Regions from separate parts of the Mus musculus genome. Here region 2 is linked to region 1. Evidence: chromatin loops called from intact Hi-C (ENCODE). Cell type or tissue: heart. All regions are shown on one strand. Each heading gives the region's core, and the rest is flanking DNA. Links, peaks and the distances in the headings are about the cores only.

Region 1 (15,527 bases), core at 3,962-11,961:
CTCATGTCCCTCACAGCATGGAGACATCCAGCCCAGATTGTCTTCCAGACTACCTTCTAGGTCTGACAGTGAATGACTGAGGGGTCTTGGGCTCCCTTGGCCTGACCACTCTCATCTCTGACCGGGAGCCTTGGGCAGTCATCACAACATTGGGGTGATCATCTCCTTTTTTTCTGGACACTGGGGCCACTTTTCCAAACTTGATGAAGTTTTGATGACCCACCTCTCCTTCTTGTTGTTCCCCTATTGTTGGGGTAGAGGGACAGCCTCGCTTACCTCACCAAACCCCACCACTTAGTTGTATCTTTAAGGGTATCCTTCTTTCTTTTTCCCAGTGGTGCCAACCCACCTTCTTCCCTTGCTGGGAAGAAACCCCTTAGCCAAAGTGGTAGCCTTTATTTCCTTTGCTTTCCCAAACTACTTGACCCCAGGACCATTCCCCTCCTCCTCCTCCTCCTCCTCCTCCTCCTCCTCCTCCTCCTCCTCCTCCTCCTCCCTCTCCCTTCCTCTAAACCACATAACCTAACACATCTTTCCTTTTATTGGCCTCCAGATGGATCCCCACGTATGGGACACCCAAAATTCCTCTATAGCCAAAAGTCATCCTCCTCATCATTCAATTACAAAATCCCAACAAATATATTACCCAGGCTTAATATCCTCTCTCTTTTCTCTCATCTATTCTCTCTCTCTCTCTCTCTCTCTCTCCTCTCTCATCTCCTCTCCTCTCTCTCTCTCTCTTTCCTCTCCTTTCTCCTCTCTCCTCTCTCTCCCCTCCCCCCTTTCTTTCTTCTTACCTCTATAGAAAAGGCCTCTGTGCCCCACATTTTTCCCCTTTAACACTCCCATATTCGCCATTTTTAAAAAACCAATGGAATCTACTTCTTAATTCAGGATCTCCGACTTAATAACTCAGCAATGGTTCCCCTTCACCCCATAGTACCAACCCCAATACTCTCCTCCCCATCATCCTCTCAGGGACCTCTCATTTCTCTGTCCTAGACCTCAAGAATGCCTTCTTTTCTATTCCTCTTAACCCCCAGTCACAAAACATCTTTGCCCTTGCTTGGACTAACCCAGATACTCACTTTCCACACAAGTCACCTGAACTGTCTTACCCCAGGGGTTCTGGGACAGCACACATCTATTTGTCTCTAGCCTCTGACTTATTCCCTCTGTCTCTTCCTAGATCCAAGCTTATATAATGCATAGACAATATTCTTTGTAGTCCACCCCTGCAAATTTGCCAGGTTGACACCTCTACTTTATAAAACTTCCTGTATGGCCAGGGATACGGGGGTCTCACCCTCTAATATTCAGCTGTCCACCTCTTAGGTTACTTATCTGGGATTAGTTATTACTGAAACTCACAAGGCCGTTACCCTTGATAGGAAACATTTAATTTGGTCATTTTCTGTACTCACCAGTAAGTACAAAATTTTATCTTTATCTTGGGATGGTTGACTTTTTATACTCTTAGATCCCTGCTTTCTTTCTTCTTGCCTACTCCTTATATGAGGTATCCCTTGGCCCCTCACATGAACCCCTTCTTATACCCACTATTAGTCCCTTTCATACGCTTCAGCAGGCCCTCCTCCAGGCCCTGGCCCTACACCTTCCAGATTTGACTCACTCCTCACTCTGTGTCATAGGGAAGGAGGAATATGCCCTCAGGGTCCTGGGTCACTGTAAGGGTTTCATGCTGTGAAGGGACACCAGTACCAAGGCAACTCTAATATAGGACAACATTTATTGAGGCTGTCTTACAGTTTTAGAGGTTCAGTTCATTATTATCATGGCAGGAAGCAAGGCAGCGAGCAGGCAGATATGATGCTGGAAAAGGACCTGAGTGTTCAGCATCTTGAGTGGAAGGCAGCAGAAGGAGACTGTCCTCTGCAGACAGCCAGGAGGATATTCTCATCCTATATTGGGCAGAGCCTCAGCATAGGATTCTAAAAGCCCACCCCCACAGTGACACATGTCCTCCAACAAAGCCACACCTATTGCAGTAAGGCCATACATCCTAATAGTACCACTTCCCATGGGCCAAGCATATTCAAACCACCACAGTCACCCTTTCTCTATCTAAGTCATAGAGAAGGAGGGATATGCCCTCAGGTTCCTGGGTCACACCTTCTTACTCCATGTCACCTTCTTACTCCATGTCAGAGAGAAGGAGAGATGTGTCCTCAGGGTCCTGGGTCATACCTTCTCACTCCATGTCAGAGAGGTAAGAGATACCCTAGGTCACCCCTTATCATTCCATGTTAGAGAGAAGAAAGGATACATCCTCAGGGTCCTGGGTTGCCAACTGTGATGGTTTTTTGCTTCTGTTACATACTTGTCGAAAAAATTGGACCATACTATCCAAAGATGGGGACTCATCTAAATGTTCTGGTTACAGCCAGACTTTTTTTTTTTTTTTTTTTTGGTTTTTTGAGACAGGATTTCTCTGTGTAGCCCTGGCTGTCCTGGAACTCACTCTGTAGACCAGGCTGGCCTCCAACTCAGAAATCCGCCTGCCTCTGCCTCCCAAGTACTGGGATTAAAGGTGTGTGCCACCACTGCCCAGCTTACAGCCAAACTTCTTATATGAAAATCAGAATGGTTAACCTTCAGGTCATCCACTACTGTCTTCGGCACCTATCCCACCTCCTAACATACAAGGGTGACTGACTGTTTCTCTAACCATCAATTATCAGTTTGCCTCTCGGTTTATCCAGAATCTCCAGCGGGTAGCTCAGGTTGTCCTCACCCTCCAGGGCCAAATAGACTCACTGGCTGCCATAATGTTAAATACAGTGAGGGGAGAGTTACTAATAGTAAAGAAGTCTCTGCCTCTTCCTCGGGGAGGAATCAACCAGTCAGGTAAAATAAAAGATAATATCTATCCAGTGGCAGTGGCACATGCCTTTAATCTTAGCACTGGGGGGGGGGGGGGATCTCTGTGAGTTCTTGGTCAGCCTGATCTACAGAGTGAGTTCCAGGACAGCCAGGGCTATACAGAGAAACCCTGTCTCAACTTCCCTCCCACCCCCCAAAACAAGCTTGGTATGGTGGTGCACATCTTTAGTGTCTCAGTACTCAGGAGGCAGAGGCAGGCTGTTTTCTGTGGGTGAAGCCAGCCTTGTAGCAAAAACTAAAAGCAGAAGCAAAGCAACGACAACCGAACAAACAAAAAACCACAACCTTCACTCAGGTCAAGATATAAATACTCCTCCATTTACAAGTCATATCCCCACCCCACCCCCACACAAAGAGTCATCACAGGAGTAATTTCAGGCTGGAGCAACATGTGTTCTCTTCATTAAACTGCTACGTGCTCTGGTCAGGCAAGGATGATTGTCGAGGCATTTGATAAAAATCTACAAAACGAGCCCTTTCCTTGAGAAGTCTATGCACTTCCAGGGCTCCTGGTCAACAAGCCACTCAGGAGTCATTTACAAAGCCTAAGATAAGGACAATATATATTTGTCAATGACATATGTGTGAAGCATTGTTCTCCAACTACACAACATCTACCATAAGCCCACCTATATATATAGTAAGAGTGTATATTTGGCTGGGAGAATGGGTTCTTTCTGTTGTTATATTTTAAATGGTTCTACATTCATATATGTTGCCTTGGTAACCTAACCGTATAATATTTTTATATAGAACGTGACATCAAAGACCTATTCTTCTGTCTGTCTGATGCTCCTCATTATACCCTTGCTTCTGGGCTTTAATAAAATAGGCCACTTACAAACCACATTTCTCAATGGGAATCAATAGTTCCTTGAACCTCCCCCAGACACTTCCTGCCTAAACTACTGCCCACGCAAAACAGCCCTTTAAACTGCTCTACCAGAACAAACGGCTTCTGTTACCCCTGAGTGCACCTCTTAGTACATGGATTCTACCCACAAACCTCTCTTGCTCCTGTGAGGTTCCTGCCCCCTCCTATCATCTGAGTCACTCAGAGCCTCTATCTCCTGAGGTCAGCCTTACTGAAATGCTGGATTGAAGTTGAGAATTTCTCAGTTGGTTAACTACAAGGTTGCTCTTGCAGGTTTCTCTGGAACCTGCCACAGTCCTCACTCCTACAGATGCAGCTCTTGGATCTCACCCTGAAGCAGGTGGAAAGGAATGGAGGTCTATGAATATGTACTTATTGTAGCAAGTCAGTGACCTTGACATCCCGCTGTGTGTATCAACCCAACCCCAATGTTTTGGATGACTTGATCTGAAATGATATATTTTATACATCACAGGTAAAAAGCTTCTCCATAAAGCCTAATTGGGAATTCTCTAGTCCCTGAGTCAACACATCGGAAAGGTTTTTTTTTGTTTGTTTGTTTGTTTGTTTGTTTGTTTGTTTGTTTTTTGAGACAGGGTTTCTCTGTATAGCTCTGGCTGTCCTGGAACTCACTCTGTAGACCAGGCTGGCCTCGAACTCAGAAATCCGCCTGCCTCTGCCTCCCGAGTGCTGGGATTAAAGGCGTGCGCCACCATGCCCGGCAACACGTCAGAAAGTTATTCAATAACTTTTTAAATTATTATTTAAAAAAAATGTTTATAGGCATAGGAGTTTTACCTATACAGGTCAAAATACTGGGACTGGAGACTGTGAGCTGCCATGTGGATGCTGGGAAATGAGACTAGGTCCTCTGGAAGAATGGCCAGCTCTTCTTCAGCCCCTTCAAGTTCTTTTCTGTAGAGTGTATCTACTCTTCAGTAGCATCTCCTTCCTTTCTTAATGCACCTTCCAACATTCCCAGAAAATCAATGTGGGCCAGGTGCGATGACAGTTATGAACCAGCCTACCTCCATCTTAGGGTTAAAAGCCATCGTATAGTAAACAGGTTCATTCCTGTTTGTGATTAAATCTGTTTCCCAAGGGCTGGGATATGCCTCACCTGTAACCTTAACTACAAATGGTTCTGTACTGCCTGCTCCAGGAAGTGCCAACCATGTCTTTCTTTCAAAAGGTTGTTATGACCACCTTCGTATGACCACATTGTTATGACCACTTGTTATGCTGTTCCTGTAACCCTGCCCATTAGCCCGCCAAATCCCCCATTTAGAAATCCCCTATAACTGAACTATAAAAACCCTTATCTTGCCCATGTCCAGTGTTGACCTCTTAAACCCCAACTTAGGGAGAGGCAGCCAGTATACGTGAATTGAGAAGCTTGTTTTGATTAATTTGCCCATGATGATTTGGGTGGGTGATTTTTCTCCTTGAATCTTTGGGGTTAACACCCCTTGCTTTTAATCCCAGCACTCAGGAGGGTAGAGACACATGGACCTCTGTGAGTTCCAGGCCATCCAGAGCTACATAATGGAACTGGGGACAATACCTTGGGGTGGGGGTGAAAGCAGTGAGGGGGTTGTTGAAATGTAAACAGTCTAAGGCACTCCCTTCCTTGTAGGACATTCAGGAAGGTCATCTGGGAGTGGAGGGTTGAGAGAGGTGCTTAGAAAACAAGGGCAAGGCTGCCAAAACAAGGCACCCAGGGCAACCAAGAGGACAGTGAGCAGTGAAGGGGTTGGTTGAGACTGGAGGCCAGCCAGCCAGCCCAGCACTGAAGTTTAACTGCAGGAGCTAGAAGGGAGGGAGGGAGTCTGGGTCTCCTTTCATGTCTTGGTGAGGTTTGGCCTAGTCCTAACTCAGAATGTTCCAACTTTTCCTTTTTACTGGTTTTTGGTGTGTTGTTGTTGAGTTGTGTTTTTACCAAATATGCTTTTCCCCAGGCATTTGATTTTCCTTGCTCAGTCTATGAAGCTGCCTGCTGCCATGTGGCTAACCTCCAAACCAGCTTAACTCAAATGGCTTTTTCTGTTTTATTCTCACTTTTCCTCTGGGCAGCTACTGAGATCTACAGCTTGGGATGTTTTTCTTTTAGACTCTAAAAAAGTGAATGAACAAACTTTGTCTCTTGTTGACTTTCAGACTTGGTTTGCCTTTTAATTATTTCATTGGTAGAGAAAAGAAACCTGTTCCCGCACCTCCACACAGTAAATGCTGGCAGAGGCTCGTAAGTCTCAGGATGTGAGCCCTGGGCAACCTTCTCCTCTAAGTTCCTACTGCCTACCATCACCGATTTCTCCTGGGCCCTAGCCAGGGTGGAAAGGAGGCAGAGAGAATGGCAAAACCCAGAGGTCTCATCTTAAAATGAACAGCAGATAGTTATGGCACAGCTACTTTAAGTCATTGTAGCCTGGACACAATGATTTATGTCACCCCCAAATTCCATGTTCCAATGTGGAAACAGTTTCATGAAGTTTTATAGTTTCACAGATCAAAGAAAGCCTTAAATCAAAGCAAGTTTAAAACACATTGGTGGGGGAGGTGGGGGGCCTCCGAAAAGATGGCGGCTGCTCCTGCCGGTGTGGGCCGCCTAGAGGAAGAGGCGGAAAGAACGGCTGAAGGCCCTCCGGGAGAAAACCGGGCGCAAGGACAGGGAAGATGGGGAGCCACAGACCAAGCAGCTCAGAGAAGAGGGAGAGGAAGTTGGGAAGCACAGGGGACTCAGGCTCAGGAACTATGTCCCAGAGGATGAAGACCTGAAGAGGAGGCGGGTCCCCCAGGCCAAACCAGTGGCAGTGGAGGAGAAGGTGAAGGAGCAGCTGGAGGCAGCCAAGCCAGAGCCTGTCATTGAGGAAGTGGACCTGGCCAACTTGGCACCCCGGAAACCTGATTGGGATCTCAAGAGAGATGTGGCCAAGAAGCTAGAGAAGCTAGAAAAGCGGACCCAGAGAACCATTGCAGAGCTGATCTGTGAGCGGCTAAAAGGCCAAGAGGACAGCCTGGCCTCTGCAGTGGACGCCACCACCGGACAAGAGGCTTGTAACTCTGACTGACAAGTTCTCCGTGTCCCATCTGATCTGTTCAGCACACACATCCTGTGGGAAGATGGTCTCAGGCAGGGAGGGGGTTAGGCTGGCCAGTACTTCTGGGTCTTGAGAACTGAGCCAACCTACTGAGTCTCAGTTTCTGTTGGTGTGACCTGTTCATCGCCCAAGGGTGCCCACCACCCCGAGTGGCTCAAAGCTGGGATCTGTACATATGTATGCAAACTGAGCTTTTTTCAACTTCTGCAAATAAACCTCTATTTAGTAGGAAAAAAAAAAACACATTGGTGGGACAGCAGAGAGATAGGCACAAAGAGATGAGAGAAGCTTTCCTGTGAACACAAGATCTATCTGATGACATTCTTAGCTTTTTTTTTTTTTAAGATTTATTTATTTTCTATATGAGTACATTTTGTGTCTTCAGACACACCAGAAGAGTGCATCAGATCCTATTACAGGTGGCTGTGAGCCACCATGTGGTTGCTGGGAATTGAACTCAGGACTTCTGGAAGAGCAGTCAGTGTTCGCTCTTAACTGCTGAGCAATCTTTCCACCCACATTCTTAGCTTTTGGGTTGGTGGAAGCTAGTGGTCTGCTAAGTTAATAGAGTTCTAAAGTTGTTTTTTTTTTTTTTGCTAGTTGCAACATGTCATTAGTTCAGACAGAGGTGGGTAAGGAATGCTGTTCTGGAGGTTGGGGTGGTAGCTAGAACTTAGCCCAAGCTAAGGTAATGAGCCCCCTGGACCTGCAACATTCTGATCTCTCTACAGTTCTAATCGGTCAATCAGTTTGCAGGCTTGGCGTCTTTTCATGAGTTTTCAGTACAGTCCTGGGAGAAGTGAAAGAGGCTTATGTTGGAGAGGAGAGATGGAGACTGGTGCCCGAGTACCCTTGATTCAGAGTTCAGAGGGCATAAAGAGGAAGATGATGAAGGCAAAGTTTAATCAGGAAAATATATAATGGTTGATCCATGCCCCACATGGTAGTGCATGCCTTTAATTCCAACAGCTTAGGCCTTGTCTGAAAGAGAGAGAGAGAGAGAGAGAGAAGAAGAAGAAGAAGGAGGAGGAGGAGGAGGAGGAGGAGGAGGAGGAGGAGGAGGAGGAAAGGAGAAGACAAGAAAAAAGAGAAAAGTGTTGGTTCATGTACAATGGGGGAAATTGGGATCTTTGAGAATGGCAGAGACCCCAGTGACTTCTCCTTATCTCACCAGCTCCAAGAGTAAAATTCACTGTTGTCTGTGAGGCAAGTTTAGAAAGGAATTTTATCATAAGATTTTACAGACAAGAACTTAAGAGAAGTAAAGATGGCACAGCGCCTATCCAAGAGAAGCCAGTTCCTCGAAAGCTAACAGGACCGTTTTTACAGGAGTGATGGCAGAAACAGGGTGAGGTACAGAAGCAGCTCATCGGGACAGCTGACACACCAGCAAGGTGTCCAGGAGCCTCTCCGTTTCAGTCAGATCCTCACAAATAGTTTCCAGGCTGAGGGGGAGGGGGTGGGGTAGGAGACCGGAGGCAGGGGCCTTTTGTGCTCACTTCTGTTGTGTAAAAGGCAAAGAGGAGGATAACAAGAAATCAGACACGGGACTAGGGCGCTCTCTTCTGGAATGCTTTGCCTCTAAGACATAACTAAGTACACTTCTGATCTCTGGACAAGTTTAAGAATCAGAACTGCTTGATTTCAGAGTTCCTTCCTGAAAACTGTCCGGCCAGTTTGTACCATCCCCTTGGGCTCGTTTGCATAGCACAGGCTTTCCGCACACAGTTCGACTTACAACTTTATGCATTGTGCCTCTCATACGAGCAGTATCAGGGCCAGAGGTACAGCTCCACACTGTCACACAGCAGCCTGAGAAGCTTTCTTAATCTTTTAGGGGTCTTGAGCAAAACTGGATCCTTGGTTCAAAGAGATGGTGGGGCAGAATTTAGGACGAGTCAGTATGAAAGGGGCTGTTATTTCAAATGGAGGGAGGGGAGCAGTCAGAGGAAGAGTCCTTAGGCATGATGAGAGCGTGGACATGCGCTTCTCAAATAAGTTGCAGTCTAGTAAACGATGTTTTAAATCTCAGATTCTAAACGTGGATGTTGAGAGAAAGCAACATGCCTGGGGAAACAATAAGGTATTCTCAAGTGTGGGCAGGAGCGTCTCAAGGGAGAGCTGCCATAAATGTCTTAGCAGTGACTATGTGTGCCATTTTGGTGGCTTTCAAATGACATCTGAAAAGGCTGCTAGGATTTTTTTTCTCCCCTTCGTACTTTGTGTGCACATATGCACGTGTGTGATTTTATTTTATGTTTATGGGTATTTTGTACGTCTATACAACAAGAACTTGCCTGGTGCCTCCAGAAGCCAGGAAAGAGCGCTGATTGGATTCCCTAGAACTGGACTGTTGTGAACCACCATGGAGGAGCTGGAACCCAAACCCTTATTCTCTGGAGGAGCAGCCACTACTCTTGATGTTGTTTGTTTGGCTGCTTGTTTGTGTTGGTTTGTTGTTTTTGTTGGTGGTGGTGGTGTGTGTTTGTTTTTTGAGACAGGGTTTCTCTGTGTAGCCCTGGCTGTCCTGGAACTTGCTCTATAGACCAGGCTGGCCTTGAATTCAGAGATCCACCTGCTTGTGCCTCCTGATGCTGGGATTAAAGGCTTGCACTGCCACCACCACCAATATCCTTAATCAGTAAGCCGTCACTCTTCTATCCCTTACTTCTTTTTAATGAGTGGCTCCAGAGGGGTCACTAATGGAATAATAATCTGATAAAGCAAAGCCAGGAACCACTGGAGATGTATAAATGATTTGGAAGTGACTTTTATGAAGAATAGTATTCAGGGTAATATTCTTAGAAAATGTGGGTTTAAAGCTGGAAAAAGAGCAAGGCCTTAATAAATGTTCATTGTGTTGGAATTCTTTTGTAAATTTATTATTGTTGTTGTTGTTGTCCTGTGTACATTTTATGATTGCAGGTGTGTGTGTGTGTGTCATGGAACATATGAGATCAGAGGAAAACTTTCTCCAGTTGTTTCTTTCCTTCTACCATGAGGTGCAGAGATTGAACTTGGGTCCTTGTCTTAGTTCAGGTTGCCATTGCTTACAGCTTCAAAGGGTTAATCCATGACTTTAATAGTGGAGAGCATAGCAGCAGGCAGGGACAGCAGCAGGGAGGAAACAACAGCGGGTAGGGACTGCAGCAGATAAGGACAGCAACAGTTAGGGATAGAAGCAGGTAGGGACAGCTGCAGGCAGGGACAGCAGCAGGTAGGCAAGCACAGCGCTGGCGCGCAGTAGCTGAGCACTTATATCTGATCTGCAAGATGAAAACAGAGAGAAAGTGAACCTGGAGCTGTCAAGGACTTGTAAAACCTCAAAGCCCACCCTCAGTGACACACCACCTCCAGCAGGCCACACATCCTAATCCTTCCTAAATACTCCAACAACCGGGATCCAAGCATTCAAGTATCTGAACCTTAGACGTACAACAGTCTTAGAAAGAAAAAGAAAACAGAATATATACAGGCAAGTTTTTACTTCACAAGCCTCCCATCTCTCACTTCATTTAACCCCAGAATGAAATAGAGCACACACAATAATATAATAGGCATGGGGCTATTTTTCCAAAGATGCCATTGAACCTATTAAAACACATTTTATTGCCATGGCCAGGGCAGTCTTCTGGAATTCTTTTCTTTCAGGTTTGGTGCATCTTTAACTCAACTCAGCTCAGCACATTGACCCATAGTTACCTGCACAAGAAACGAAAAAGATGTAGCTAAGAACATACCTGTGCCGAGCTTTATTTTATTTTATTTTATTTATATGGAATTTTGCACCACATTCCGAAAGTGCCCACATAGGCCAGAAGAGATTCAAGGCATAGTTAAAGATGGTTATGAAACATTGTTTCTGTGCTGGGATTTGAACCTAGGACCTCTGGAAGAGCAGCCAATACTCTTAGTCCACTGTGTCATCTGTCCCGAACCTTGTGCTAAACATTTGAGAACTACCAACCTGCTTTCTAAAATGGCCAAACCATTTTTCAGTCCTGCTAGCAACAGGGAATGCACTGTTTCTTGACATCTGTGTCAGCACTTGTTAATTTTGGTCTTATTTATCACAGCCATTCTAGCAAGTAGAAATGCTATCTCCTGGGTACTCATCTTTCAGAGATAAGGATGGATTTCAGAGTCTAGGCGAATGCAGCAGTGAGACACATCCACAGTGAAATGCTATCTCATTGTAACTTTCTATTTTAAAAGAATATTAATTAAAAAAATATGTGTATGTATGTGTGCCTGAGTATGTGTATATAAGTGCAGGTTTTTAAGACAACCAGAGGTGTCAGAACCGATGGAGTTGGAAGTGCAAGCATTTGTAAGCTGTCTGATGTGCATGTTAAAATGAAGTCCAGTTCACAGCAAGAGCAATCTCCCCAGCTCACCTCTACTTGAGGAATGTCAAATAGCCTCAATTAGCCTATAGGAGCAATTTCCTTTCTCCTGACAAAACCTGTTCAGCCAGCATGCGAGATTCCTGAAAAGCTTCCCCATGCTAATGAAGCATTCTAGGTACCCTAAGCAGAGTGATCGTATGGTACCCGGGAAATAGCATTTCCTTCCTGGGACTCCTAGTTCCATTAATAAAAGAACTTAAGAACGGACAGAAGCTCAAGGACAAAGAACAGAGTCAAACAGAAGCTTAAGGATTTGTTAAGAGTTTGAAAGAAAAAACCCTAGGGCAGGTGAGCTGTGAAATCTCACAGCTGCCTGCAAGGGAAGAGAAGAAAGGAAAAGGAAAGGAACCAAAGCCTTAAGATAAGGCCACCAAAGCTACCTGGCAGCCACACAGTGTGTGTGTGTGTGGGGGGGGGGGGGCGGGGGAACCTTTAGAAAAAGATGTTTTGAAAGCATGCTTAGGCACTAGCCACCATCCAAAAAAAAAGGACATGGCCTGGAGAGATGGCTCAGTGGTTATGAGTACTTGTTGCTCTTAAAGAGTTCTATTTTGCCGGGCAGTGGTGGCACATGCCTGTAATCCCAGCACTTGGGAGGCAGAGGCAGGTGGATTTCTGAGTTCGAGGCCAGCCTGGTCTACAGAGTGAGTTTCAGGACAGCCAGGGCTACACAGAGAAACCCTGTCTCAAAAAAAAAAAAAAAAGTTCTATTTCCAGCACCCACATAGCAGATCACAACCAGGTATCCCAGCTCCATTGGATCCAACACCCTCTTCTGGTCAATATGAGCGCCCGGCATGCATGTGGCACACAGACATACCTAGAAGTAAAAAGCACATTCACATTGAAATTCACATTCATTTGTGCCAAAGGGGTATCTTGGCAGTCAGGAGGTAGTGGGTGGTGGAATGTTGTGCCAACGAATACCACAAAATCACACCATGAAACAAACCTCACACAAGAGATTTCTTAGGGGAGGAGGGGACACAAAGTGGCTGCTCTGAGTGAGGATGGAAGTGACCGCTGACCAGGTTGTGATGGTGGGCTTAATGGGGGTGGGGAGGAATGGAGCAAGTGCATAGGGAAATATATCAAAGGTAGAAGTGTGCCACATTGGTTGTTAGTGATGGCAGGGCTGTTGTCACTGAGTCATTGAAGGTGGGTGAGGGGTAGGGAAGCTCCTGGTTCCATGACGTGTGGTTCTCAGTTAATTAACATACATAGAATAAAAATACATAAATATTTGGAGAGGGAGAGGAGGGTGTGAGAAGGAGAGAGGAGGAAGGGAAGGAAAGGGAGGGGAGGGGAGGGGAGGGGAGGGAAAAGAAAAGGGAAGGGGAGGGGAGGGGAGGGGAGGGAAGGGAAGGGAAATAGTTGCATCTTGGGTAACTTCTTGGTGGCTCCTAGGCACTGCACCAGGGGTTCTGGGAAGAGAAAGCACGTTATCTTAAGGTGAACCTGGTCCCCTAGCCAGGTATCCAAACCTATTCCATGGGGCTGAACCTTAATGGAAAAGACATGTTTCCATTTAGAGATAGGTTCCATTCTCTGTAGTAGGTGCAAACTAGCGATGGATCACAACATTCTGAAAAAAAAAATGAACCAGGTTAAACAGTTATTTATCCAAAAGTCAGGGAACAAAATCAACTGATACAAAAATGAGTACCAATTCCAGCTCTGCTCCACAGGACTGGAATGGTACCCAAGTCTTCATGCTAAGTAGTCACTCTATCAGTGAGTCACATCCCTAACTCATGCCAGTCTCTTTTGATCAGATTAACTGTCCTGTAAGCAAGGAGGAAGCGGCCAGAGCCCTTCTTTAGGGCCTTTAATCTCAAAGATGGGAGGAGAAAAACCACCAGCCCCAATCATCATGGCCAAATTAATTAAAGCAAGCAATTAATTAGAGCAAGCTTTTTTATGCCTGAAAGGTTAGCATTGTATATGAGGAAGGCTCGGTTTTTATAGTTCAGGGGCACGGAGTTTCTAAATGGAGGATTTAGCTGGTAAAATAGGTGGGGGCTACAAGGATCAGCACATAAGTATAGAAAGTTAGTCATAATGACCTCCTGAAGCAAAGATATGATTGCAGGGTGGTTGTAACAATGTAGTTGTGGCAACAGGTGGTAATAACAATTGAAACAAAAGTTGAGTTGCAAGATGATTTTGTAACAAAGACATGTCTTCTGAAACAGGTGGTACAGGACCATTTGAGTCAAGGTCACACTTGGGGCCTAGCTTAATCCTTGAGCAGTCTAATCATAAACAGATGGACTTAGTTTGTCATCTTTTCTAAAAGGTGGCTTTCAAGTCTAAGATGAAGGACAAAGGTACTTCGTAAGTCTTCAGTGCATACTAGTGGTTCCAGGCCACTAGTGAGCGAAGAAGAGCAGCCAGCATCCAAGGAAACCTGGTGGTCCCTGTGTAGGCTGGTTTTGTGTCGACTTGACACAAACTAGAGTCATCAGAGAGGAAAAAGCCTCAGTTGAGGAAATGTCTCCATGAAATCCAGCTGTAAGGCATTTTTTCAGTTAGTGATCGATGGGGAAGGAAGGGTCCAGCTCATGGTGGGCTGTGGTCCTCCCTTCTCCCCAGGGTCTGTTGGCTCCTGGCCCGCACAGACAGAGGGAACAGAGCAGAAGAACATGGTTCAGCCGACCTGTGAGTACTACAGAAATGACAGACTTCCTGGATCAGCTTCAGAGAGGCAGCTCAACTTTATTCGGAGTCACAGGATATATAGTTTGGGGGAAGCGGGTAGGGATTTTCAAAAGTGGTTATGTACCATGGGCTGAAGCTTAGGGTGCTAGGAATGCCTCATTTGCATGGAGAGGCATCTCAAGAATTCTAGGTGCTTGGTGAACAGGCTTTTTATTAGGAAAAAGGAAGTTGAACCTCACCAAGGACTGTGTGCCATTCTTCGGGTAGAAGATGTGGGGGTTGGGCTCCTCAGGTCAGGCAGAGAAGAGGAAGCCCTGCTAAGAAAAGAGAATTCTCCATCTTGCTCCAAACTCAAGAGAGCTGTCCAGACAAGGAAGACTGCAACCTTCAGAAGGAGGGCCCTGAAGCAGTGGGTGATGCTGTCCCTGGGTTGGTGGTTCTGGGTCTACAAGCAGGCTGAGAAAGCCAGGAGTGGCAAGCCAGTAAGTAGCACCCTTCCACAGCCTCTGCATCAGCTCCTGCCTCTAGGGTCTTGTCCTGTTTGAATGCCTATCCTGATTTCCTTTGGTGATGAACGATGACGTGGAAGTCTAAGCCAAATAAGCCCTTCCTCCTCGACTTGCTTTTGGTCACAGTGTCTTGTCAAGGTAATGGGAAACTCTAAGACAGCCACATACTAAAATTTTCATATACATTCTTACTTGCCCTAGCATCTCGGGGGCTTCAAAGGCTCTGTAACATTTCATTACATTTAGAGTGAGAATATTTAAAACACCAATACTAAAAACAGCAGCTGAAGGCAGGCATGATAGCATATGCCTGTGAGCCAAGTACTCAGGAGAGAGAGGCAGATGGATCAGGAGTTCTCAGGTCATCCTTAGCTACATAAAAACTTGAAGGCCAGCCTGGGCCATGTGAAACCCAACAGGAAAACAAAAAAAGCAAGAGGCAAAATGCTGCCCCTCCCCCAGCACACAACTAAAGAAAAGAGCCAGAGAACAGGGCTGAGAAAGGAAGAAGTTGGCAAGTGAAATACAACATGCAGGAACCCAGGAGACTCACACTGAAGCAGGAGAATAAAGATTCCGTGGGTAAAGTTGTTTGCTGCCAAGCCTGACAACCTGAGTTTGACTCCTGGGGAGCCACAGGGTAGAAATCGAACATCAGATCCCCCCCTCCCCAGGTGTCCTGTGATATTGTATACCCTTGTACTTATCCAAACACACACACACAACACAACACACACACACACACACATACAGATACACACACACACACAACACAACACACCACGATAGAAAGATAGATAAATGTAATTTAAATACAATGACAAAAATAACAATATGCCATCTTTCTTCCCTGGTTGGAATTAAATGGTGTTCATGCTTTGTCGGAGCTAGGAGTCAGTGACAGGGGCAGTGACTGTGTGTTGTTTATTCCAATAGGGAGATAAGGATTCATATTCTGAGCTGGAAATCACCTTAGGCAACCCTTAGTGAGTAAGGAGCCTTTGGAAGAACCAGGGCGGTCAGGCTACATTGCAATTCACCCTTTGTTTCCAGCCACAGCAGGAGCTCAGAA
Region 2 (15,527 bases), core at 2,919-10,918, 51 kb before region 1:
AGTTTAGAGAGTGGTTTGGATTAAAGTGTGGGCTCCAGCAGCCATCATAAGCTAGGTGCAGCTCATTAAACAGACAGTGTTAGGGAAAGGCAGAGAAAAGAGATTAATCATTGTAACTACATTGAGAAGATGAAGAAATAAAGAGAGAGGGTAGCCTACCTTGTCCATCTTCAGAATTGTGACATGAGATTAGGGTTAAAGAGAAAAAAAAAAAAAAAGAATCATATAACTAAGCAGTCCTGGTCACAATGTGTCCAAGCATCACCACTCCATTGGCTCTGGTCTCTCTTAGAGTGTGGTGTAAATCATCAGAGCAGGGTGAGATCTTCCTCAGAGACCAGATCTCCCTTGAGGTGACATCGGATTCCAGACTTTTCTTTCTTCTAGCAGGAGACTTCCATGGAAATCCCAATTTCTTGGGAATTATTGGCTCAGAAGTAGCTGAAGGCAGGGACACATGGGTCTCTTTAGAATCTTGTCTTTTGCCAACACAGTTGCACCAACAGTACACATTTCCACTCCTTAACCTTTGGTGATTTCTTACAGTAAATTTACTGGCAAATGGCCAAACTACAACACTGAATTTTCAGAGAGAAATCAACATCAAGACTACTAATACCTCACCTGTTGGAAGTCTTTTCTAGGACTTTTGAGATGATTTATAATGATAAAAATTCAACAAGCTAATGAAGACCTTAGACAGGTAACTCTGTAAGTAGCTTCTGCAATAACTATAGTGAATCTAACACAAGCTATGCCAAATAAACAAAAAAAGTGTCTCAAATATGTAAAGAATTGAAAGTATCCTACATTCAGAGATAAGAGACTCTAAAGACTGAATCAGAAAACTCTTAAAAATGAGACACACTTCTAAAGAAGTAATAGAACACAAAAGCAAAATACAAAAAACAATGGCTTCACTAAATACTAATAATGAACGTGCTGAGGAAAAATCAGAAGGGGGGACAATCCCACTTAAAACACCTTCAAAAAATATAAAAGATAAACATAACCATGGAAGAAAAGACCTCTACAATACATTTTTTAAAATACTGGGGGCTGGAGGGATGGCTCAGCGGTTAAGAGCACTGACTGCTCTTCCAGAGGTTCTGAGTTCAATTCCCAGCAACCACATGGTGGCTCACAACCATCTGTAATGAGATCTGATGCCCTCTTCTGGTGTATCTGAAGACAGCTACTGTGTACTCACATACATAAAATAAATAAATAAATAATCTTTAAAAAAAATACTGAAGAAGTTGAAAGAAGACACAAGTAAATGGGAAGACCTATTATGCTCATGGATTGCAGAACATCACGAATATTCAAGCATTGCTAAGCAACAATGTATAGATTCAGTGTAATCCTGTCCAAAATTCCAATATTTTTCACAAAACTAGGAAAAAGAATATCAAAACTCATATGGAAATAAAAAACACCCTGATTATCAAAGCAATCTTAAGCAGAAAACAATGCCGGAGCTATCATAATATCTGACTTCAACTTATATTACAGATCCACAGTAGGAGAAACTGAGTGAAGTAGTCAAAGCCAAGACAGACAAGCACTGCATGCTCTCTTATATGTTCATCCAACTTTGAATTCCTAGATTAGTATGTGTAACCTGGAGTTTCAGTAAAGACCAAGAGGCTAAAAAGAACTATTAGAAGAAGAAGAGAAAATCAGAAAATGGGGATGTTAGAACTCACATGGTATAAAAGTAGAGTGGGAATACTAGGGCTGAGGAAGCTTACGTGACAGTAGGGGTATGAGGATAAGAGGAGGGCAAACGTGGCAGAGAAAGCTACCAACACTAAAGATGTAGGAAAAGTTCCATGGAAAATTACTATACTTTAATTCAATTTAAAACCATAATTTTAAGCTGGGCAGTGGTGGTGAATAACATTAATTTCAGTGCTAAGGAGGCAGAGGTAGGTGGCTCTCTGAGGTTGAGGCCAGCCTGGTCTACAGTGTGAGTTGCAGGATCATCAAGACTACATAGACGTACCATGTCACAAAACAAAAAGAAACAAAACAAAACAAAACAAAACACAAAACAAAGATGCAGGAAAACCAAAACCAATCAAACAAAAACATAATTTTAAAGAGTTTGGGGGCTGGAGAAATAGCACAGTGATTAAGAGCACTGGTTGCTCTTCAAGAGAACCCAAGTTCAAGTCCCAACATGATAGCTCACAACTGTCTGTAACTGCAGTTCCAAGGGATACAACATCCTCTTCTGGTTTCCCTGGATACCAGGCATACATGTGGTGCATAGCCATATGTTGAGTCTTGCTTGGCTATGTGTAAGGGACAACATGACATGGTTCCTGACCCTGAAACAGAGCTGGCAGGACATGGGCCTCCACAAGTGTCTGTGGTTGCTGTGGGCAAAAGGCTTGTTTGTATGATAATGAACATATTTTCATATTCCTCCTCGGAGGAAGGTCCTCTCTGTTAACATTAACAACCCATGATAATGAGAAGCAGCAGGAGTCTAGGATTTGATGGTGTGTCTAGGTCTTTAGCAAAATCGTAAACACTGGGACCTTCAGGACAGCCCTGAAAGCTGTGGGAAAGAACACTAAAAACTGGAGTTCAAAAATATATGGTTCCATAGCTATATAAAATATAAGGATGCAATATGAATTATATAAGGAGCATCACAGATTAAAGGAACAGAGGCAGCTGAACTATGAGTCAACTTGTCAGAAAGCTACTAAGGAAGGATATAAAGAGACTCAGGGAGAGGTAATCACAGGATGTCCCACCTTACTTACAAGGGTAGGCATATTCTTGAGTTCAGGGTCAGCTTGGGACAGAGCACAGTTAGGTCTAACAGTGGTAAAAGTGCTAATTTCACCCACCTAGCTTACTGTTTGTGCTTAACAGAGGCAAGCAGAGCTTTGAATTTCTTTGCAATGTTTAAAAAAAAAAATGTTTGCTGTTCCTCCTAAAAATCATGGCATTTGGGGTCATGGGATGATGATTCATGAGATAATCAAAATAGAACCTGGGGTAAAAACTGAATTAATATGTAAATTAAATTGGGTTTTTGATGTGCAAGAGATAAACTTTCCAGAGAATTTTTAGAACAGCAAACAGAAACTTCTTGGAGAAATGTCTCAAGCAGAACATAGAGAAATCTGGAAAGCTGTCTCAAGCAAAATAGAGGGAGGCAGCTTGCAACCCACAATTTTGAATTTGAGTCATATGTTTCACCTCTCTCAAACACACCTTCTCTCAGAACCCCTTTCCAAGCTTATGCTACGCCTTGGTAGTCATTTATGCAGGCAAAACACTTACTACTGTTTTTCTAAAGAGATATAGTGCCAAGCTGCTGTCTAAATTTTTATGTGTATACTATACATTAGTACTGATCTCAGCTCTCATCAGGGAAGCAGTTTTTACAGTTGGACAGTGGGCAGATGTCTACTAAATTAATGAACTGAATAATAAAGTCTGTAAATTAAGAGCTACCAAGTGAGATCCTGTCAACAAAATAAGCAACAATTTAAAAATCTACCTTTGCTGGTCATAGTGATACATATCTTTAATTCCAGTACTTGGGAAGCAGAGGCAGGCCGATTTCTGCATTTCAGACTACCATAATGAGACCCTGCCTCAAAAAAACCAGTGAGTTAAATTTAGAAGACTAAGAACAATGAACTTAACATTTTGCTTTAACCAATCAATTTCCCATCTTTAAAATGAAGATAAACTTGTGAAATTTTGAAGAAAATAATTTTAAGTGAAAGAAAAGACCCCAAACCTTCTCTTGTGCACACAATTGAAAGTTGCTTATTGGCATCAGAACATTTTCAATATAGTTCCATGTTTAGTGAACAGAAAAATCTTGATGATAGGCAGGCCTGAAGTTTTCCCTGGGCCTTCTGTCTCTGGCTGATGGCCCAGAAGTGTCAATTAATGGTCCTGTGCCTCCCTGGTAGAACCTGAAGTACCTTTGAAGGGATAACACAAGTATGATCAAAGGATGGAGTTGATGAGGCTAGGAAGATACTGTAGGAGGTATGGAATACTCTGATTGGCCCCATTTATGCACACACTCATCCTTTTCTCCTGACCATCTACAAGAAAAGAGAGACATGCTTAGTTACTTCAAACAACAGTCCAAAGATCATCAAAGATCTATGTCACACTTCAATAGCCCCTAAACATAAAAAGGAGGTACACCACTCTAAAATTGTTTTACTCTATATATGATGTAGACTTGTGATCTCAGTATTCTGAAGATGGTGACAGTAGAGTTAAATTTTCATGGTCAGAGCTAAAGACATAAGGCCATGGTAGAGCACATTTTTACAATATCATGAAGGCCCAGCACCAGAAACCTGGGCTACACAGCAAAAACTTGTATCAAAAAATTACAAGTCAAGCAAGCTCAAATTGACAAACAATATGTAGATACTGTTGGACATAGTCTCCAGAGAATAACTTGTAGGGGAACCAGCAATCAGAAATTCAACAAATAATCTAAACAGCTGCAGTGAGGTGTAGGCACACCAGTTAAGAGAAATAGAAGCTGGGGAACTGGCTGGTACTGACCACTGACAGAGCAGGACACCATTTCAGAAGATTTCTCATACTGTGGTGGCCAGGCAGCAGGACATCCTCTGTGAATCACACTCTGAAAAAACTTATACGATTGTATTCTTAAAAGGCAACAGAAGGAAATAAAATTAAAATTATGGTCTTTTTTTAATTAGTACTCAAAAACAAAAAAAAGAAGGCAGTTTTAGCAATTGAAGATCTGCAAGCAATGTCCTTTAGCTAGGGGCTTCTGCAAGGTATAAGTATATTACAGTTATTCTTTCCATTTCTGTGCCATGTCTTCAGGTAAATTAGCTTTCCCAAGAGGGTGATCACATAGCTAGGTGACTGATAGGCCCAGATGGATTTGCTCTTCAGGGACAAAACAAGAGTATGCTATGTTCTAATCTGTGGTGCGTATCAGAGTGCCGTTTCTCTACCCAGAGCCCAAGGCAGAACTATGAATCTATTCCCTTGACTAGGAAAAAGTAGGTTTCCCTTCATGGACCTCAACAAATCACTGAAACTTCAACTTTTCTATGGGCTGACTCAAATCTTAAGGGGCCAGTTATGAGGCTTCCCTTTTTTGGTAATATTTAAAAAAAAAAGTAAATTGTTTATTTTTATGTTTGGGTCTATGGGCTTGTAAATGCAGGTGCCTGTAGAGGCCAGAAGAGGACATCAGATTCCTTGGAGCTGGAGCTTCAGGTGGTTGTCAGTCACCTATATGGGTACTGTGAAATTTATTCGAGAACTGTATTAGAGTCCTTTAGAAAGCCAGCAGGGGCTCTTCACTGCTGAACAATTGCTTCATCCCCATGTTGTTTTCCTTTCTAGTACTAGCATGGAAATGAAAACCAGGCTCTATGGCCAACTATGAAGGAGAGGTCCATCCTCAATGACTTTTGTGATGGCTATTCCTGGTTGTCAACTTGACTACATCTGGGATGAACTACAATCCAGAAATGGAGGGCACCCCAGAATCCAGATCTTGAGGCTGGAAGGCACAGGCTTTTGATCTGGATCTTGGCATGGGATGACACATGCTTTTGATCCAGAACTTGAGGCATAGTGGCCATGGAAAGCTTAGGCCTAACCAAAGAGGCATATGCCTATAATCCCAGAAGTCGGAGGCAAACAGATCTCTGAGTTCAAGGCCAGCCTTGGACAGAACAAGTTCCAAGTAAAGGACAGCTTAGGTCCAGGTGTGATGGTACACACATTTAATCTGGACCAAACCTTCTGCTGGAGGCCTACATAAGGAGAATGGAAAAAAGGAAGTCCTGCTTGCACTTACCTGCCAGCACATTTGTAGGAATCTACTTCTTCAGAATTCCAGCTTATACAGAAGACCAGCTGGAATACCTAGCGTCCTGGGACTGAGCAAGTACTAGACTTGAATTTCCCATTCACAGCTGCCCATTGTTAGATTAATTGGGCTGAAGCTTGTAAATCATTCTAATAAATTCTTTTAATATAGAGAGACACTCTATAAGTTCCATGACTCTACAGAACCCTAAGACAACTTTCAAGCCTGCTGATATCTGTCTAGCTACCATATACCATTAAGAATTCATAACACACACACACACATACACACACACACGCACACACACACACACACACACACACACACACACACACACATTTTATGATAGCTGCACTGTTAATAAAAACCACGAACTTGATGAGGGAAAATCATCAACATTTCTGTAGTTGCTCCTGGAAAATAAAAAGTTAGATGAGAAAAAACATTAAGGTGTATCTATATCATTTTAATTCCCTATTAAAACAGGAAGATCTGAGCCAGGTTTGGCCCAACAGATAAAGGTACTGGCCACCAAACCTATGACTGGAGTTAAGTCCTCAAAATCTCCATGATGGAAAGACACAGCCAACTCCTTCAAGTTGTTCTCTGACCTCCCTAAGAATACTTAAGCAGTACTGTGATACAAGCATGCACATGCACACATACAATAAATAAATATGCAAATAAATGTATTTAAGTAAAAATATCTTGTTTGCAGCCAGGGCTCCATGGTGAGAGCCTGTCTTGAAAAACCAAGAACAACGTTCTGCTTGTTTGTTTGTTTCTCTTCTAGACCCAGGTGGTTCAGGAACTGCACATTACCATGCAGACATAGCCAAGTCCAAGAACCGCACCACACACCACCAATCCTGAAAATGGCACAGAAATGGTATGTGGTGGTGGTTTAAGTAGGTATGACCCCCATAAGCTCCTGTGTTTGGATGCTTGGCCACAGGGAGTGGCACTATTAGGAGGTGTGGCCTTGTTGAAGTAGGCATGGTATTATTGGAGGAAGTGTGTCACTGGGGAGGCTGGCTTTGAGGTCATATATATGCTCATGTTCCACCCAGTATGGACAGTCCCCTCCTTACTGTCTGTGGATAAAGATGTAGAACTCTCAACTCCTTCTCCAGTACCATGTCTACCTGCATACTGCCACACTCCCCAGTATGATAACTGAAAGCCAGACACAGTTACAAGCAAAAGCAGCTCAGGAAGAAGTGGTTTGTTCAGCTTACATGTTAGTCCATCACCTAGGGAAGCCAAGACAGAATCCAAGGTAGGAACTGACACAGAGGCCATGGTGGGGACACTGGTCACTGGCTCGCTTCCATGGCTTGCTCAGCTTGGCTTCCTGTATAACCCAGGACCACCTGCCAGGAATGGAACTGCCCATAGTGGGCGGGGCCTTCCCACATCAACCATTAATCAAGAAAATTTCCCACAGACATGCCCACAGGCCACCTGAGGGAAGCAGTTTCTCAACTGAGACTCTGCCTTACCAGACAACCCCAGTCTTTGTCCAACTGACTAATAACCCAGAATAATGGGAATTATCAGTCTTTAAAAGCAATTCAAAGGGCCTAGGTCTTTAAATGTGAAGAAGGGACATGAAGAAAGTATATCTCATTTTTAGTGTGATATAAATCTGATTGTAATAATAACTTGGAATAATAATTTAATATAGCAGCAGAGAAATAAGCATGGTGCCTTGCTGTCCGCATTTCTTTTCCCTTCAAATATTGAGGCACATTTATTGTAGCAATGAATTTGAATTCAACTGTTTTTATATAAATATAATATTATTTTTCATCATTTAAATACTAATTTTCACTTTAAAGAGTAAAAAGAGTTAATATATAAAAGCTAATCATATTCCACCATCCAGGGAATTATAAGTATTGGCCTTTTCAGTACAGTTTCAATACATCAGTACCAGCATACTCAACTTTATTAAGAAATCATGATACACAGATGCTGTTAGAGCCAAGCTGTTTCACAGTTAGTTAAAGGCTGATACACTAGCGCCACCTGGTGCTGTATATCATAAACAGTTCCGCACCTGGTATCTTAAAGTTTCAAGTATACATATGCATGCATGCACATGTGTCATATCAGCAACATTTAATTATTTGTGTTTTAAAGAAAAGGCTAAGCTAGGTGCGCAGCAAGATTATGGGAAGGTAAGAATACTTGATTTTTTTCTTTCCTGTTTTTATTTGCAAAGTCCCTACGATTTGCTTACTAATTGCCCACATAATTTGTTGCAGGTAGCACTTATAAAATACGAAGTGAGTCAGGCATGGTGACTCTGGAGGCAGAAGCAGCAGATGATCACTCTATGAGTTATATGCCAGCCTGGGTTACAAGTGAGTTCCAGGCTACTTGGAACTATATAATGAGATGCATACACATACCATGAGAACTAGGGTCAAGCTCAGTAGAGTATTTGCCTAGCAGGAGTGAGGCTCTGTGTTTGAATCCCCAGCACCACAAAGTAATAAATAAATGAGATGTCCAAGGGACTAGAAAATAAACTTAACAATTTTTCATTTAAATATCCTGCATTACTTAGAGAGCTATTGTTTCATAAGTCTAAAAGGGAGCACTTAAATAAATGCACAGTTTTTTGGCTAAAGCAACTGTCTTCCAGTAGTTGGCCAAAATGACAAGCAAGGAGGGAGAAGAGGAGAGATTCTCGAAACATGTTCTCTATGTGTTTGTAAAAACATGGAGCTATTCTGTGTGTGCGTATGTGATATATATATGTATATATACACATATATGTATATATATGTATATATGTGTATATATATGTGTGTATATGTGAACATATGCGTGTATATATGTGTATATATATAGGTGTGTGTGTGTGTGTGTGTGTGTGTGTGTGTGTGTGTGTGTGTGTATCTTGAGGAAGAAGGGAGTTAGTCTTGAAATCAAGAGAATGGACACTGTTCAGAAAGAAATGTCCCGTGAATTTCACTATGCCAAGCTAGAGCAGTCCACAGTGTGGCTCAGTGCGCTGCTGGCATGTGGTACAGACAAACGGGCGAAGGGAGGGAAAGATTCTTGCCAAGAGGGTGTGGGTATCAAGCACATGAAACTCTCTAAAGGTTGATACAGCTTTCTGAAAGAAATGAGGGAAAATGATGAGGAAAAAGAGGGGGCAAAGAGAAGGGTCCCAGGTTCAGGGGGAAAATGGCAGCCTGCTCCTCTTGTAAGCACTATGAGGACTAACAAAAAGAATCAGAGCTACAGAAACCCCTTCCCATCAATCCATGAAACCCCTTCCCATCAATCCATGGCTTCACAGAGGTACAAACAGAAGCAGGAGACCTAGGCTGTGAAAGGGTTTTTCTTAGATTGAAAAGTGGTATCTTCTACTACACACACACACACACACACACACACACACACACACACACACACACACACACACACGCACGCACACACACAAACCTTTGCTTTATTTCATTTTACCTTCCCTTATTTAAATTTACTGGTTTGTTTTGTTTTGCTGAAAGGCTGTGGCTTAGTGAGAAACAAATGCACTCTACTGACTACAAAATGGTCAAGTGTTTATAAAATGTTTCTACTGATTTCAAGACAGTTCCTCTAAATCACCATGGGGAAAAAGATGTAAAAAAAAAAAAAGTCAGTGGAAAATCAGACACGAGGTGTATGTCTTACCTTACCACTGGGAAACTGATACAGGAAACTCTTGAGTTCAGGACCAACCAAGGATATAAAGCTAGACCTTGTCTCAAAGCAAATGCCAATTACTATATGACTCTTGAGCCCCAGACTCAACAATGATCACTGTACTTCTTTTCAGATCTACACCCATGTCAGTGGCGACCACTGTATGACTTGTTGAGTCCCAGACCTTTATCAGTAGTGCTGTCTGCATTATCACTGAGCCTGAGGCCTGTGTCAATGGTAATTAGTGTCTTACTGTTGAGCTCCAGAGAAGCTAATTACCCAGATGGCTAGACTAAACCATTATTATGAATGGCTAGACTAAGTCATTATTATGAATGGCTAGACTAGATTAAGAACCAAGAATTGGCCAGTGAAGTACACTTTAGTGTTAACTACTAGCTGAGAAATGCTTTCACCAAGGAAGAGGACTTAAAAATTGTGGTGTAGGGCTGGTGAGATGGCTCAGTGGGTAAGAGCACCCGACTGCTCTTCCGAAGGTCCGAAGTTCAAATCCCAGCAACCACATGGTGGCTCACAACCACCCGTAATGAGATCTGATGCCCTCTTCTAGTGCGTCTGAAGACAGCTACAGTGTACTTACATTAAATAAATAAATAAATAAATAAATTTAAAAAAAAAAATTGTGGTGTAAATATGTCTTTGACATAATAAAACAAATACTAAAAATCTCAAAATAAATTAATAAATTCTTCGAAAACAAACACTGAGGAGGATATAATTATTATTAGGGTCTAGGATACAGTCAAAAAAATTAGTTCTAGAATGTAGAAGAACATATAAAAAAAACAATCCATTCAAACCAATATTTTTTTACTGTGTTCCAGAGAGAGGAGAGACAAATGTTTTCCCTATCAGCCTGAACATCTGAGTTTCATCTGACTCCCAAAAGTTAGCTATCCTCTGACCTCCACATGCATACCATGGCATACAAAACTTGAAAATTTACCAACAAAAAGTTCCCAGGCATGATATTTTAAAAATGTATATAATTATTATTGTGTGTGCAGACATGTGCCCTGGTGCATATATGGAGGTCAGAGGACAACTTTTAAGATAGTTCTCTTGTTCTACTGTAGGTTCCAGGACTGAAGTCAGCTGGTCAGGCTTGCACTGCAAACATTTTTATCCACCGAACCTCTCTCACCGGTCTCCATACCTGAAAATTTGAGTTTCTATAGTAAAATTTACTACATTGACCTATGACCTATACCACCTAAACCCTTGAAGCTGAAAACTAAAAACCTCAGAAAAGCGTCCAAGATAAACGAAAGCACCACTCACAACAGCTGTCAACAGACTGCAGACATCTGGGTGGCAATGGCTTTAAAACAATTCATTTTCAAAGTTCTATGGCAGAAACTTGTTGCCAGTCTGCAATGGCATAAACAGATAAACTGTCTCTCAAGTAGAACAGAATAACTTCACTATGCAATAAGCACTTTCAGCTATGAAGTCACTCCCAACATGGCCTCTCCTCTTAAGCACACACGCTCATAACTTAGGGATGCACTGTGAAGGAGGGTGGAGGGTGGAAAAGAAAAGAAATATAAAACCGGTGGGCAGGTGGAGTGAGGAGGAAGATCCAGGAAACACTGAAGACAGGGTAACTGTGTGGAGCAGACCTCCGGCAGAGGCCACGGCAAAGAAACCTCTGGTGAAAGTCTTGCTGTCTAGGGGTCTGGATCTGGGTCATTTTCTCTGCCAGCCAAAGATTTATTTTCTCTGATGGGCAAAGAATTAAAAGGTAGGAGATGTCTTGAGAGCCACAGGTAGTAGTGGGGAAGAGGGCCAGACCTTGAGCACAACAGACAGAATCAGCCAGTAAAGACAGCTTCAATTAGGGGTAAAGACACACACACACACACACACACACACACACACACACACACACACACTAGGTAAGGTTGAAGGAGCCAAGGACAGCTGAAACCTAAAACTGCACTCTCTCTTAGAAGGCTTGGGGATGGAGTGATGTCTTTGAAAGATCTTTGTGGTTGCTCTGTGTGAAAACATGCAGAATGGCTGATTGGTACACAACTGTTGGGTACTGATCCTGCCTTGAACTTGGAAAGCCCTGAACCAGTCCACCAGCAGGGAGCTTTACTAGCTGGAGAGAAGGCCAGAAAGACCTTTGTTTGAAGCTGCCAGGTTTCTGTCTCAGGTCAAGAAAGTGAGCAAGTTAATCGTCCTTGTTACCATCCTTTACCTAGTCATGGATTCTTTCCCTCTGTGCTTGCCTATCAGGGAGTCTGTCTAACTCATAGTCCCTCAAAAAGGAGAGAATTTGTTAGGAAACTCTAAGAGAATCCATGAATTTGAAGATTACAGTGGAAGAGGAAGAGGAGGAAGAGAAACTTAAAGGCAGTAATAAACTCCAAGAAATACACAATGTTGCTGTTACCCAATGTTGGGGTGACAGCCTGAACCCCAAGCTAGGTTCAGCTACCCATCCACACACAATAAGCCAAATAAAAAAGTCAAAATAATAGTAGAAAGCAGAAAAAGGAGATTTATTCAGTGTGACCACACTGGGATGAGGGACAAAGAGATCCAATGAAATCTTATTTATTTATTTATTTATTTATTTATTTATTTATTTATTTATTTATCTATCCAATGAGATCTCACACCTGTTTTAATTCTTGAAATAAAGCTTGCAGTGTAACTAAAGGATGAAGATAAACCAATCCTGACCCACACCATTAATGCCAGTAACCAGGAAGCAGAGGCAGGCAGATCTCTGAGTTCCAGGACAGCCAGGGCTACACAGAGAAACTTTATCTCAAAAAAGCAAAACAAACAAGTAAAAAGATGTGCAGTGCAGGTCAAAGTGTGGTCTTGCCCACCACTGACCCATCTCAGTATCTTTGCTTTAGTCTCATCCTGTAAAGTGATCTGACAAGTTGCCAGAACCTTGGGACTTCTCTTTCCACGGGAGATAAACCACACCTTCAGCTTTTTGTTCTCTTAACATGAAATTCCTGGGGGAAATATCCATTTCCTTACAGTCCATTGTTTTAATAGTCTGATCAATTAAATGAGACAAAAATGTCTCTTTAGGATATTCGTTTCTTCCAGACCTATTTATGTGCTTTGTAAAACTATAGAAAGGAATGATAAGAATCATTTTTCTTTTTTTTTTTTTTTTTTTGAAACAGGAACTCATAAGTCAGAGCTCAAATAGGCACTGAAAATGCCTTCTTGGGTTTTCTGGGCCCCTCCCCACCTGGAGTTTGCTGGGCTCTCTCAGCCTATGCCTGCTCTCCAGGATGTGTAGCTTTTTTTCTTGTTAGGAAAGGGGTTTTTAAATCTTGCTTTTGTTCTTCCAGAGAGGCTGGAGGCAGGGATCTTTATCCTAGTTTGTGCAGTGCAGTGTGGGCTTCTGAATCCCCAAGTTAGTGATCAAAGAGACAGTGAGGTGGGCAATGTGAGCACGGGTCTGCATGCTCACTTCCCTCTATCCCTGCCTGGCTCCGAGTTCCCTTTCCCTCTTCTTTTGACTCCTTTTGGATAAGCAGGCTCTGGGGAAGGGATGAGACAGAAAGGGCATAAGGAGACTAAAACAGGTACAATAAAAACACGTAAAAAGCACCATAAAAACACAGAACAAAAACATGCCAAAATGTTCATGTAGTACCATACTAGTAAACCGAGAAAGGTGAGCTGAAACACAGCTTTAAAAGCAAGGAAAGTGAGGAGGAATGTGGGGTTTATCTCCCAATCTGTTGTAATGCAAAATTAACAGCTAAGATATAAATAATAAGTAGAATAGAATACATAGAAAAGGCCCCATTTCTGAAGCTACTGAGGGCAGAGGTGCTGATTCTTAGGCTTGAACTGGAGTTAATAAGTAGTGGGTGTTAGTCCTCTGAGGCAGCATAAAGAGACAGAAGGCAAAAAAAGACCAGAGTCTGATCTTCAACAGATGGGACTGTCACCTTCAGGGGGAACTTCAAGAAAGTGTGTGTGTGTGTGTGTGTGTGTGTGTGTGTGTGTGTGTGTGGCCATCTTGAACATGATGACTGGAGATCTTAGCCACTCCAACCAATTTCCCTATATTGTCCATTGTTTTTTTCTAGTGCAAGACCCACACCCCTGTGCCCTCTTGCTGTGGGGACCCAAATCTTCTTGGGTTGGCCAGATCACCAGAAAAACACACAAGAGGTGGATTCTCTCAGTCCCACAAGAGGATATTGACTTCCCATTCTCTATGCCCCAGCATGGACTCTTGTAGAAAAAAATCTCTTGTGCACTGTATGGATGCAACACCTGTCAATTAAAACTGATTGGCCTGTAGCTGAGGCAGGAAATAGAAGGTGGGACATCCAGTAGGCAAAATGGATTCTGGGATAGAGCCAAGTATAAAAGGGTTTCTCTGGGAGCATGAAGGAGGTCAGAAGTATGGAAGCTGAGCAGAGGTAAGCAGCCATGGGGCAGAACTTAGGTTAGAATAAATGGGATTGAAGAGTCCTTTCTATTCCATTTTGTTTCCACTCAGAAACTAGGCTATGGACCATTTGCTATCTATCCTGGGTGTACTCTGCTTCCTTAGCTGATCTGCCTGTTTGAGTTGCTGTGGGGTTAGAAGCTACAGTCTCCAGCTTAGCACCTTGTGGCGAGAACAACGAGAACAGCGGGAGGCTAGGTAAAGCTTCAACATGGAATTGTGCTTCTCTAAGTCTCAGAAACCCGGAAGGGGGAGGGGAGGGCTGCCTCTGCCCTTTGTTCTCAACACTTGTACAACTTTCAGAGTGTGTTCACGTGGTAAATAGATCAGTATGAGTTTACACATAAATTTAGGTCATAAATTAAATAAGAAGTTTATAACAGAGAATGTCTGTATACATATCCACTAGGAACAGTTATCGGCTCCTACCTTATAGGTTCATAGGAAGATAAATACCACGACTAAGCTGTCCTTGAAGTTTTATATAGATAAAACAAGTCAATATCTTTTTTCCTTTTCCTTCGAGACAGGTTTTCGCTGTTTAGCCCTGGCTGTCCTGGAACTCACTCTGTAGACCAGACTGACCTCAAACTCAGAAATCCACCTGCCTCTGCCTCCCAAGTGCTGGAATTAAAGGCATGCCACTGCCCAGCTCCCAGTCAACATATTATCTTCTGTTTTTACACCTGTGGTCCTGTGGTATATATCTTCTTTATGACCTTCAGTTAATGGTTTTTTATAACCCCTTGGAATGTGCCCTAAGTTGTTTTGTTTGTTTTTTGTTTTGTTTCTGAGACAGGATTTCTTTGTGTAGCCCTGGCTGTCCTGGAACTCACTCTGTAGACCAGGCTGGCCTTGAACTTGGAGATCTGCATGCCTCTGCCTCCCAAGTGCTGGAATTAAAGGTGTGCGCCACCACTGCCCAGCGTGTGCCCTAAGTTTTAAAAGTCCATTGTTATCTCAGAAACAATAAGCAGTTCTGTTATAAAACATCCTCGAATATCTCTGTTTGGTGTTGGCATTCAGAAACAAAGGTGACCTTAGCATGCTAGTTGCAGAATAAATGTTCATTGGTTTTGCATACTACCTGAGTCTGGAGTCTTCCTTCAGTGAATTTTGAACCCTTACAGGGATATTAAATTATGTTCTAACCAGGGAACAGCCCAAAGCTGTGGCTAGCTTATGGCCTAGGTATTTGTAAAAAAATATTTGACTCTCAGAGTCATTATTCTAGGAGCCTGGGGCCAGGAGGAAAAACTTGGATTTTACAGACTCTGGTCATGCCCATGAAGAGGGAAATACTTCTGGGCATGCTCAGAAGGAAGAGGTATTTTCTTCCAATTCATGCTCACTCTCCACACACTGGAGTGGCTCTGGTAAGTAAAAACAATACCCCCTTTTCTCTCTTTAAGGGAGGTATACCCAGCAGCCTCAAGATCTGAAAACTTTTCAATATCATTCATGGTTTATGTCTTCTTTTCAACTAAAGACCTG

The links. A loop is a pair of places that touch in the nucleus more often than their neighbours do. Peaks named below come from ENCODE experiments on the same cell type or tissue, not always from the same donor. Only the 100,000 strongest peaks of a DNase experiment are listed, where the experiment ranks them.
Region 2: it touches region 1 in a loop (7-fold over the local background); 8 of 42 quality-filtered maps call a loop at or near these places.

The regions. Positions count from the first base shown.
Region 1 is chr14:50,969,763-50,985,289 of GRCm38, reverse strand. It overlaps the pseudogene Gm8518. Among named protein-coding and RNA genes, the nearest start is that of Pnp2, 21 kb to the right of the region's middle. In heart, for the core only: a CTCF peak has its summit at 8,445 (motif pointing left); a DNase peak (open chromatin) is centred at 8,419; H3K4me3 peaks cover 413 bases; H3K27ac peaks cover 570 bases.
Region 2 is chr14:51,019,293-51,034,819 of GRCm38, reverse strand. No RefSeq gene overlaps it. Among named protein-coding and RNA genes, the nearest start is that of Rnase9, 15 kb to the left of the region's middle. In heart, for the core only: a CTCF peak has its summit at 7,906 (motif pointing left); a DNase peak (open chromatin) is centred at 7,899.